Linked DNA regions of Homo sapiens: regions 2 and 3 are each linked to region 1. A link is a loop called in an ENCODE intact Hi-C map of the cell type or tissue named here. Cell type or tissue: PC-9. All regions are shown on one strand. Links, peaks and the distances in the headings refer to the core of each region. The heading gives the core; the rest is flanking DNA.

The links. Hi-C counts contacts between places; a loop is a spot of excess contacts. Peaks named below come from ENCODE experiments on the same cell type or tissue, not always from the same donor. Only the 100,000 strongest peaks of a DNase experiment are listed, where the experiment ranks them.
Region 2: it touches region 1 in a loop (5-fold over the local background); 9 of 110 quality-filtered maps call a loop at or near these places.
Region 3: it touches region 1 in a loop (7-fold over the local background); 78 of 110 quality-filtered maps call a loop at or near these places.

What each region holds. Positions count from the first base shown.
Region 1 is chr3:150,494,032-150,497,091 of GRCh38, forward strand. No RefSeq gene overlaps it. Among named protein-coding and RNA genes, the nearest start is that of SERP1, 51 kb to the right of the region's middle. In PC-9, for the core only: CTCF peaks have their summits at 1,747 (motif pointing left) and 1,949; no DNase peak of the experiment used is centred there.
Region 2 is chr3:150,313,102-150,316,161 of GRCh38, forward strand. All of the region lies in intron 1 of LINC01214 (long intergenic non-protein coding RNA 1214), which reads right to left. The region is part of intron 1 of LOC107986141 (a long non-coding RNA gene); the gene reads left to right. Among named protein-coding and RNA genes, the nearest start is that of LINC01214, 9.1 kb to the right of the region's middle. In PC-9, for the core only: no CTCF peak of the experiment used is centred there; a DNase peak (open chromatin) is centred at 1,700; H3K27ac peaks cover 1,017 bases.
Region 3 is chr3:150,285,091-150,288,150 of GRCh38, forward strand. All of the region lies in intron 2 of LINC01214 (long intergenic non-protein coding RNA 1214), which reads right to left. Among named protein-coding and RNA genes, the nearest start is that of LINC01214, 37 kb to the right of the region's middle. In PC-9, for the core only: CTCF peaks have their summits at 1,649 (motif pointing right) and 1,850; no DNase peak of the experiment used is centred there; H3K27ac peaks cover 524 bases.

The sequences.
Region 1 (3,060 bases), core at 403-2,902:
CAGGCTGGAGTGCAGTGGCGCGATCTTGGCTCACCACAACCTCCGCCTCCCGGCTTCAAGCGATTCCCCTGCCTCGGCCTCCCGAGTAGCTGGGACTACAGGCACACACCACCACACCCAGCTAATTTTTTTGTATTTTAGTAGAGATGGGGTTACACCATGTTGGCCAAGATGGTCTCAATCTCCTGACCTCATGATCCGCCTGCCTCGGCCTCCCAAAGTGCTGGGATTACAGGCATGAGCCACCGCGCCCAGCCTTTGCTCCAATTTTTTAAAATTCCCCAAGTGTTATAGGAAGAAATGTGACATTTTTATCAAAAGGCTACCAACTTTCATATACTTTTACCAAAGTCTCAAATGTGATAAATTGTAATGATTCACAATGCCTATGAGATGAGTTTTTCTAAAACAGGCTCGTTCCAATACCCCGCCCCCATTACTTTCTAGTTACAATGACAAACTGTGCCCCACATTTCATCTGAACAATGAGACTCATGGAGAAGTTCAGCTCATTACTAGGACCTTGCTCCTAACTTCATTGCATCCAGTTCCTTGTAAATAATGAGAAGTGAACTGCAGAGTGAGGGCCATTTCCTCCTCTTTGTGATGAGCTATGGTGACTGAAACTTTTGGATCCTTCAATAGGCAGACAGAAGGGTCTGCTGTTACCCCATCTTCCCAGAGAGGAAATTCTGTCTTTGTTCCTCTGGTAGAACATCTTCACAGGGCTCTAAATAGGCACACGGGCATGTGACTGCTAGCACACGCACACGTGCACACAGTAGGTTTGATTGTCAATAAGGTTCAGAACAATTATATGGCCACTAGAATTATAACTTCCAACTACTATGAAATGAGAAACCCCCAAATAAAAAATAACAGGAATAAGGCTACCTGACCACCTGTGAATATTAACTATATCACCCCCAAATTTCTAAAGTTACAAAGAGGGAACTTTTAGAAACTCGAGTTTTTAAAGGGGTTTTCCTACCCCCTTTACATGGAGTGGGAAAAATCTTTCAATTTTGATGGAAAGAGAAATCTTCATTTTGAAATTAAACTTTGAAGTTTGAAAATAAAAGCAGAACCAATTCGCAGTTCAGAAAGGGGATGGTTGGAGGTTAATCAGCCTTTTAAAGAGCTCTGTGGGACTGCTGACCCGGATACCCTCAGTACACTTGGAGAAGAAGGATCAAAACCATGCTGGCCCCATAACAGGCATGGACCTTGGCTGTCTCTGTGTGTCAATCTCACACTCTAGGCCAGCTTCAGCCACTCAGTGTTTCACTCTGTGTATGCCTGTCTGTGTCTGTGTCTGCTTTGTTCTTCCTCTTTCTTTCTTCTCCTTGTTGTTTTGTTTTTTCCTATTTTTCTCTACTTCATCTTTCACATTCTCTAACTGGCCATAGTGTCACCTGAAAATTTTATTTTTTTTAATCTGGCTCCTGCAGGATGAAAATATATTTACTTTTTAAAAACTTATTTAAAATATACATGTTTCCCAGTTTTAATTTTAACAGATATTGATTTGAACACATTATGGCTCTCTTCAAAAATTGTGCTTGTTTTGAATTTGTATGTGATCTTTGATCTATGAAGTTTTTGGCCCTGTGAGTGGCTTATTCACAAGAGAAAAGAAAAAAAAAATTCTCCATACTCCTGATTTAAAGAATTGCTCAAATTCAATATAAAGCTCAAAATATGGGAAATACTTTAGTTTTGTTTTGTCTCCACCTGGTGGTTGTAAGTCAGAACACAAGCCCTTAATGGAACTGGAAAAATAATCACTTCAGTGCCTCCCTTATGTATATGAGATCAAATTATTTAATTAGAAAATGTTTTCAAACTGGAAAAAAGGTAATTATCACAAAAACTTTAAAAACTGATCTACGCCTTTCTTTCTTTGTTTTGCTTCCTTGTAGGAGCCAAGAATAGAGAAACTTCTTAATTTTCAAATTTCTTTCTGGGTTTACTTTCTACCAGGGGCTGGTATTTTCCCTAACCTCCTATCTTCATCCACCACAGCAAAAAGCTGCCGCCCTCCAGTCCCCTGGCTCCCCCCACTCCAGATGCATTCACAGTTTTTAGTGTAGATTCCAAATTTGGAACTGAAAAACTCACAGCCTTGAAAGTCCTACTATTGTAGCAATCTTATTTTGTTAAAAACACAAAAAAATGAACAAATAAACAATACCCAGCAGAACTCATGAAAGCCCATCACACTTTGAGCTATATACTGCATAATGAGACTCCAATGTTAATTTCTCCCCTCATCTATTATTTTTTCTGATATGCAGTATTTTTTCACTCTGCAAATATGTTGAATGAATATATTAAATATAGATGTTTATGATGCTTCTATAGAACCTTCTCATAGAATCTTATAATGTGTCTTCACACTGCAATTATTAAACAATTAATTTCAGTTACAGTTATTGTTATTTTTGGTAGTTCGTGTTCCATGAAGTTGCAAATATTGAACCACTGCTTTTAGGGGAAATATACGGTTAGGATCTTGCGAACCTCTGGTCACATTTTCATCAACTGGTCAATACACAACCTTGTTTTAGGTGTGTTGCCATTAAAGAATTTCATTATATGTATATGTGTATATATACATATGTGTATATATATATACATATGTGTGTATATATATACACACACACATATACATATAATGAAATATATATATAAAATGAAATATATATATATATATATTTTAGATGGAGTTTGGCTCTGTTGCCCAGGCTGAAGTGCAGTGGCACAATGGCAGCTCATAGCAACCTTCGCCTCCCAGGTTCAAGCAATTTTCGTGTCTCAGCCTCCCAAGTAGCTGGCACCACAGGCATATGCCACCACGCCTGGCTAATTTTTATTTTTAGTAGAGATGGAGTTTCAGCATGTTGACCAGGCTAGTCTCAAACTCCTGACCTCAAGTGATCCACCGGCCTCAGCCTCCCAAAGTGCTGGGATTACAGGCATGAGCCACTGCGCCCAGCCTAGTATATATTGTTGATTCATTAACAATGAAATCATGGCCAGCTCATACCTGAATGAAGC
Region 2 (3,060 bases), core at 280-2,779, 180 kb before region 1:
CTCCTCTGTATGCTCAGACTTTCTGTAGACACTTCTCCCACAACCCACGGCTAACTTCTTCCAATATTATGGGATTTGTGACCTATGCAACCCTTACTTTGCCTTGCCTTGGAAGCCAATTGAGTCACAACACTTGTATTTTCCATGCTAGTGCATAGCCTGGCACATGATAGGAACTGAATAGAGTGGATTCAAGTGGGCATAAAAAGCCACACTAGTCCTGGCCCAACTCACCTTCTCTACTGTTTCCGATTATAGGCGGATCCTTGTTTCTGTCCCTCAACCCCTTACAGTTTCAATCCCCACAGGAGCAGTGTGGGGTCTCAGCACCAACTACATCCCTCACTCTACCCAAGGCTCCCTCAGCCTCTTGGAGCACATAAAACTCCTTCTGATAGATACTCAAGTTCTATGGCTAACTCTGAAAATAATGAAACCTCTTTCATTCTGTTCTTTGAGCACTAACACTAGGCCATGCACCCGGCTGCAGAGCATCATTCCCCTTTTCTCACATGCCTCACCATCCACTGGTCCCCATCACAGCCAAGGCACTTATGAATGACAGAAAGCAGCAAGGCTTGTTGGAGAGGGAGAAGGGGTGAGGTTAGAGGCAGGAGCAGCAGAATCCCTGCAGCAGATCCAGCTCACCAGGCCTGATAGAGATGTCAATGGGCAAGAGGCCGTCTCTGCTACACGCATATCCCTATTTTGTGGGCAAGGGCGTTCCATCACCATAGTTTACTTTTCTCATTTATTGGTTCCAACCTGGATTAAAAAGCTAAACCAAAGGGTGTGTAAATAATTTTATCCTAATTTACAAAGTTTGAATTTACATTTCCCTTGTTATGGAGGCAAATTATTGAAAACTGAATCAGATATGGAGGGCAAGGGAGCACTCTATTAAAAATAACCACGTGGCGAATCTATTTGTAAAATGAATGGTCACATCATAGTTTACTTGTTTTTAAGTTGAGGATTTTTGTGCACTGGGTTGTCTTCTAAAGAGGTAAAAATTTTTGTTAGAGATATGAGGTAGTCTTTGAAAAATAGCTCTTTTCTTATTACAAAAGAAACAGATGTTCGTATAGCATAAGTGTTTTAAAACACAAAAGAAAATACTTGTAAGAATCTGTTATGCCTCAGTCATGGAAACCACTCAAATGATATCTGAATGAAGAATAAAATGAAAGAGAAACCCCCCATATTCCACCATCTAGAGGTAACCACTGTTAACTTGGCGGTATCTATCCTTCTAATATTTTTCTGTGCATATTTCAAGTGTACTGCTGTTTTATATGCTGTTGTTTTCACTTGACAAGGTGTCATAAACATTTTCCAGATCACTAGCTGGCTGCAAGGTACTCCCTGCTCAGCTGGATCAAATCTAACTGTATCTCAAATGCTGACCCACAGGCGTCCTAGCCAAAAGAATGGGAGGGAGCATTCTGAATTAAGCCCCTTTAAATGGATTGAAAATTACACTACATTAACACTTTTTTGTCCCACCCAAAAGTATTAAGCTGTCAGAGAAAAATTCACAGCCCTAGCAAAAGGACTGCTAGAGCCAGGCTGTGAACACAGTCCCAGCAGCAGGGCGTGTAGCCTGTCACCTGTCACCTGCCCTGCTCTACCTGTTGGGTGACCTAGCTTTTTCTTTTTTTTTTTTTCCTTTGCTTTGCTGTTTTTTTTTTAGACTCAGAAGTTCCTTTAAGCCTCTGGCCGTTGGAGGAGCTGATGGCAGCTTGACTGGGCCTCTGCCAACCATGAGGAAAGAAAAAGTCCCATTCATATTGTCCCTTATCACTGGGGGCTGAACCCCATAGATAAATACTGGTTTCCTCCCTCACTATGTGTCACGGATTACATACTCACAGTGTTTCAACTGAACTCTGTGATTGAGAGGGGACAGTTCTTTCCCAGAAGCACTAAATCTGCTTTGGGGGTCCCGCAAGGGGGCTCAAAGACTGCAGTATGCCAAGCAGGCTGCTGGGTCCAGTCTTTCATGTTATTCTGTTACTAGGTATATACAGTTTAATGTGTATACCATATGCACAGGAGGCATGCAACTCAAAGCTATCTTTCCAGGGTGATGTTCAGAAATAGTTTATATTCATGGATAAAGAGAAGAAAAAGAAGCTACAATAAATAAGTGGATCTAGCCTGCTCCTTGAGTATATTAAGGGTTACGATTTCCTTAGGTTTGGTTAGGTTTTCCTTATGGGAGCCAAACATCTTGGTTACTGCCATTACTAGCGATGTGACCATGGGCAAGCTCCTTAACTTCTTTATCACTCAGGTTCCTCAACTTTATAATAAGGATAATAACTACTAGTCTATATTTCAAAGTGGATGTTTTCCGTATTGAATTATGCAATGTGTACAAACACTCAGCACAGTAGTTAGCCATAAGCACTCCATGAATGTTAACTATTATTATTGTCATTGTAATTGAGCTCTTTGTTTTCTTATAATGGTAAATTATGGGTGTCTTATGATTTGGGATTTCACCTCAGGACATATATCTTCTAGAGAAAAACACATAGACTATATTCAGTTAACCAGGGGATCATCCTACAGACAGGTGAGAAGGCATAGACTAGTTTCTGTGACATAAACTAGAAGAGAATTAATGAGGTGGTTGAGACCAGTCCAATGTTATTTGTAAACTGACCCAGTTTAGCAGTTTAATAAGAGGCTTGATTCTGAGGCTTAAATGAAATTTAAGAACTACTTGTGGCTTTGCTTTACCAACCCAGTTTTTGTTGCCCCAGTAACTCAGAATGTCTTGCTCCAGAGCTGCTGCCAGCCTCAGAGAATGTGGCAAATAGTCGTTGCTGACATGCATATCCTCCCCTCTCCTCTTTCTAGCACACACATCTTATGCTGCCCACCCACCTGATGCTCTGTTCTTACCAGTCCTACCAGTTCTCATTTTGCCTGAGAACTTCAGGGACTCAACAGCTGGGCCCAGGCTGAATTTGATATTACTGTGACTTGGCAACTTCATGTTAGTAGATCCAAACTCCCCATGCAGTCAAGGGCAGGGATGGTCCTAGATTC
Region 3 (3,060 bases), core at 280-2,779, 210 kb before region 1:
TACCTCATTTCTGAAAGGACTGTCTCCTGAAAACATTCCCACTTCTGAGTGCTTCCTATTTTAGGAGAACAAAAGTTCCAGCTTTCAGTATCCTTAGAGCACACCACTCTCTGCCTCAGATGGACCCAAATTCTCACAAAAACAAAAGAGAGACATGGGATGAGACAACGAATTCTCACTTGGCCTCACTGCCAGACTTGTATACAATCCTCTCTGATGTCTTCTAGATCTTGGGCAGCTTGAACACTTTCTTTATTGTATATATTTAAGATGTACAGCACAATGTTTTGATATACACACATACAATAAAGTGATTACTATAGTCAAGTAAACTAACATATCTATCCTCTCACATACTTACTTTTGTGTGTGTGGTAAAAGCACCTAAAAATCTCTCTTAGCAAATTTCCAGTTTGTAATATTTTTAGCTGTCTTCCTCACGTTATTCATTAGATCTCTACACCAATTCATCCTATATAACTGCAACTTTGTCCCCTTTAACCTACATCTGCCCATTTCCCCCATCCTCCCACCCCAATCGCCATTATACTCTCCATTTCTATTTATTCAGTGTTTGAAAAGATTTCGTATATAAGTGAGATCATGCAGTATTTTTCTTCCTGTGGTCTGGTTTCCTCAAATGTCTTCAACACAAACTGTATATTTGCTAAATAATGCTTTGTGGTCCTGAGTCAAATATTATTAAAACTTGATATGTTGGGAATTCCAAGCCAAGAGGAGAAATACTTCTAGACCTCTCCACAAGCTGGTATGTCTTCAAATGGAATAAAAAATGTAAGTAAAAACTTATTTGAGGTCTATATGGAATGTATGATTTTCTTTGGAAAATAATCATTCAGACAATTACTTATGAAGAAATCTCTTCAATGCCATCTTTGCTAGTAACTGCTGGGCTATTTTCCATTCCCACCTCCAATATTAACATACCATGACATACAATTCTATAGAGCCAAAAAGATATTCAAAAGACCCCAAATAAAAGAACTTGAAAGTCAAAAGGGGACCAATTCTTACAGAATATTTTGATAATAAATGTAATTCCAGACACACAGACTCTTTAGGGACTTAAAGTCCTAAATCTCTAAGATTATAAATGAGAAAACTGCAACCTGAGATATTATGCCAATTGTCTAAAGTTTTTAGTGGCAAGAACCACTTATTTATTTCAACAAACATTTACTGAACATCTACTCTATAGCTGGCAAAAGAAGACATTTTGGAATAAAGAAATGCAAGACACAGTTCCTGCCCCCACCTCCGGTTGTTTACAGTCCACTGGGGATACCTACCTAGTGAGCAGAGACACAGAGTGATAGGCTCTTTGATAAAGGCAGTCACAAGGTGAGGCCCCAAACTCACAGAGCAAGAAACCAGAACAAACTTTCTGGAAGGGGTTTGTCCTGAGCTGAGTCTTGATGAAGGTGAAGGAGCTGCTTAGGAAAGAAAGAGATCAAGAGAAAAGGGCCTGGCTCTCTAGGTCTTTCCGCATTCACATTAGACTAGTCCGCTCTTAAAATGTTTTGGTTTTGAGTTTGGTTTTGTCCGTGAATTATTTTATCTCTAGGTCAGAACATAGTGTTAAAGGAGTGAAAGCCACACCAGACACCTTAAAATGTCTCACACTAACCACAAGGGGGAGTAGGTTAAAGATGGCTGAATTCAGGTAACTCACTCATCACCATCACTAAAATCCACCAGTAAGTAGCCTAGTGTTGCGGGGCATGGGCCGAACCTCCCTATAAAGGCAGCTTTGCTTACTGAGTTATTCATTTTATCAATCTGTGTACTTTTCAACAATCACTTTAACATGTAGGCAGAAAATAAGAAATATTCAGTAAAAATATGTAAAACAAATTTATTAATTCAAGTATTTATTGAGTTCCTATTATTTGCCATGTAGATATTACAATAATATTCTAATCATATATATAAGCCTTTGTAAAGAGGTTTACGGCTTTAATTTTTTCCTCATTTACTCATTTGTTGCTCTAAGCCTGAATTTGGAGGTGTTCAAAGACTAGAAAGACAGGCATAGACAAGGGTATGTCGATGTATAGAGAATGGGAGAAGGAGGGAGAAGGAATGGTTTGAAAGTATCTTCAGAACAGGCTGCATAAGTGACAAAAGTTTTCAAAAGTGGGGTTTGTGGATACCTTAAATTTGTGTGTAGTGCCACAGTTTGTAGAGTTGGGAAAAAAAAAAAAGAGTTGGAGGATGATGGTCAGAACTCACCATTTATTCATTCATGGTAGATGTGGGTTCTTCCCTTTCCTCTAGGCTCTAAACAATTGGTTATCTTTGGGACCACTGAAAGAAAGATCACATTTCTGATCAAAATTTAGGATACATGGTCTGCCACATATAAGTGTTTTTATAAGGAAAATGGGATAAACATTTAAAAGCAGGATTGTCACTTTTTTGTCCCTTTTCAACGTTAAAGATGTCAAAATAAGAACATCTTGGTGAGTCCTCTGGTGAGATCTCTCTCTCTCTCTCTCTCTCTCTCTTTCTCTCTCTCTCTCTCTTTCTCTTTTCCCCTCTTGGCTCCCAGGACTAAGAAAAGGATAGATCAAAGGGACAGTAAATACAGCCTATGCCTGGAAGACTTAATATCATAGCTGTTTTGTTGGGGATGGAATCTGGAGGTTGCAATAGAGTGAAAGGAAAAATGATCTAGGAGTTAAGACACAGGTAAAATTCTGGCTTTGCTGCTAAATATCTGGATGTGTTGGGCAAGTCATTTAGTCAACCTAGGCCTCAATTTCTCTATCTGTAGGAAATAATGATGGCTGAAATTTGTTAAACATGTATTATGAATCTATCAACAGTTCTTAGAGGCTTATTTGGAGGGGGATGAATAGATCAGTGGTTTTCAAACTTAACTTTATGCAAGGGAATCCTTTCGTAAAATGAAGTCTTGTATGGCTCCCCAATGCATAGCACAGATAAAAGTAGTATACCTCTTTCATAAGTTACTGTGTATGGCATTTCCTCATGAGACATTTGAAGATTATCATGATCTGTGATTTCTACCACATC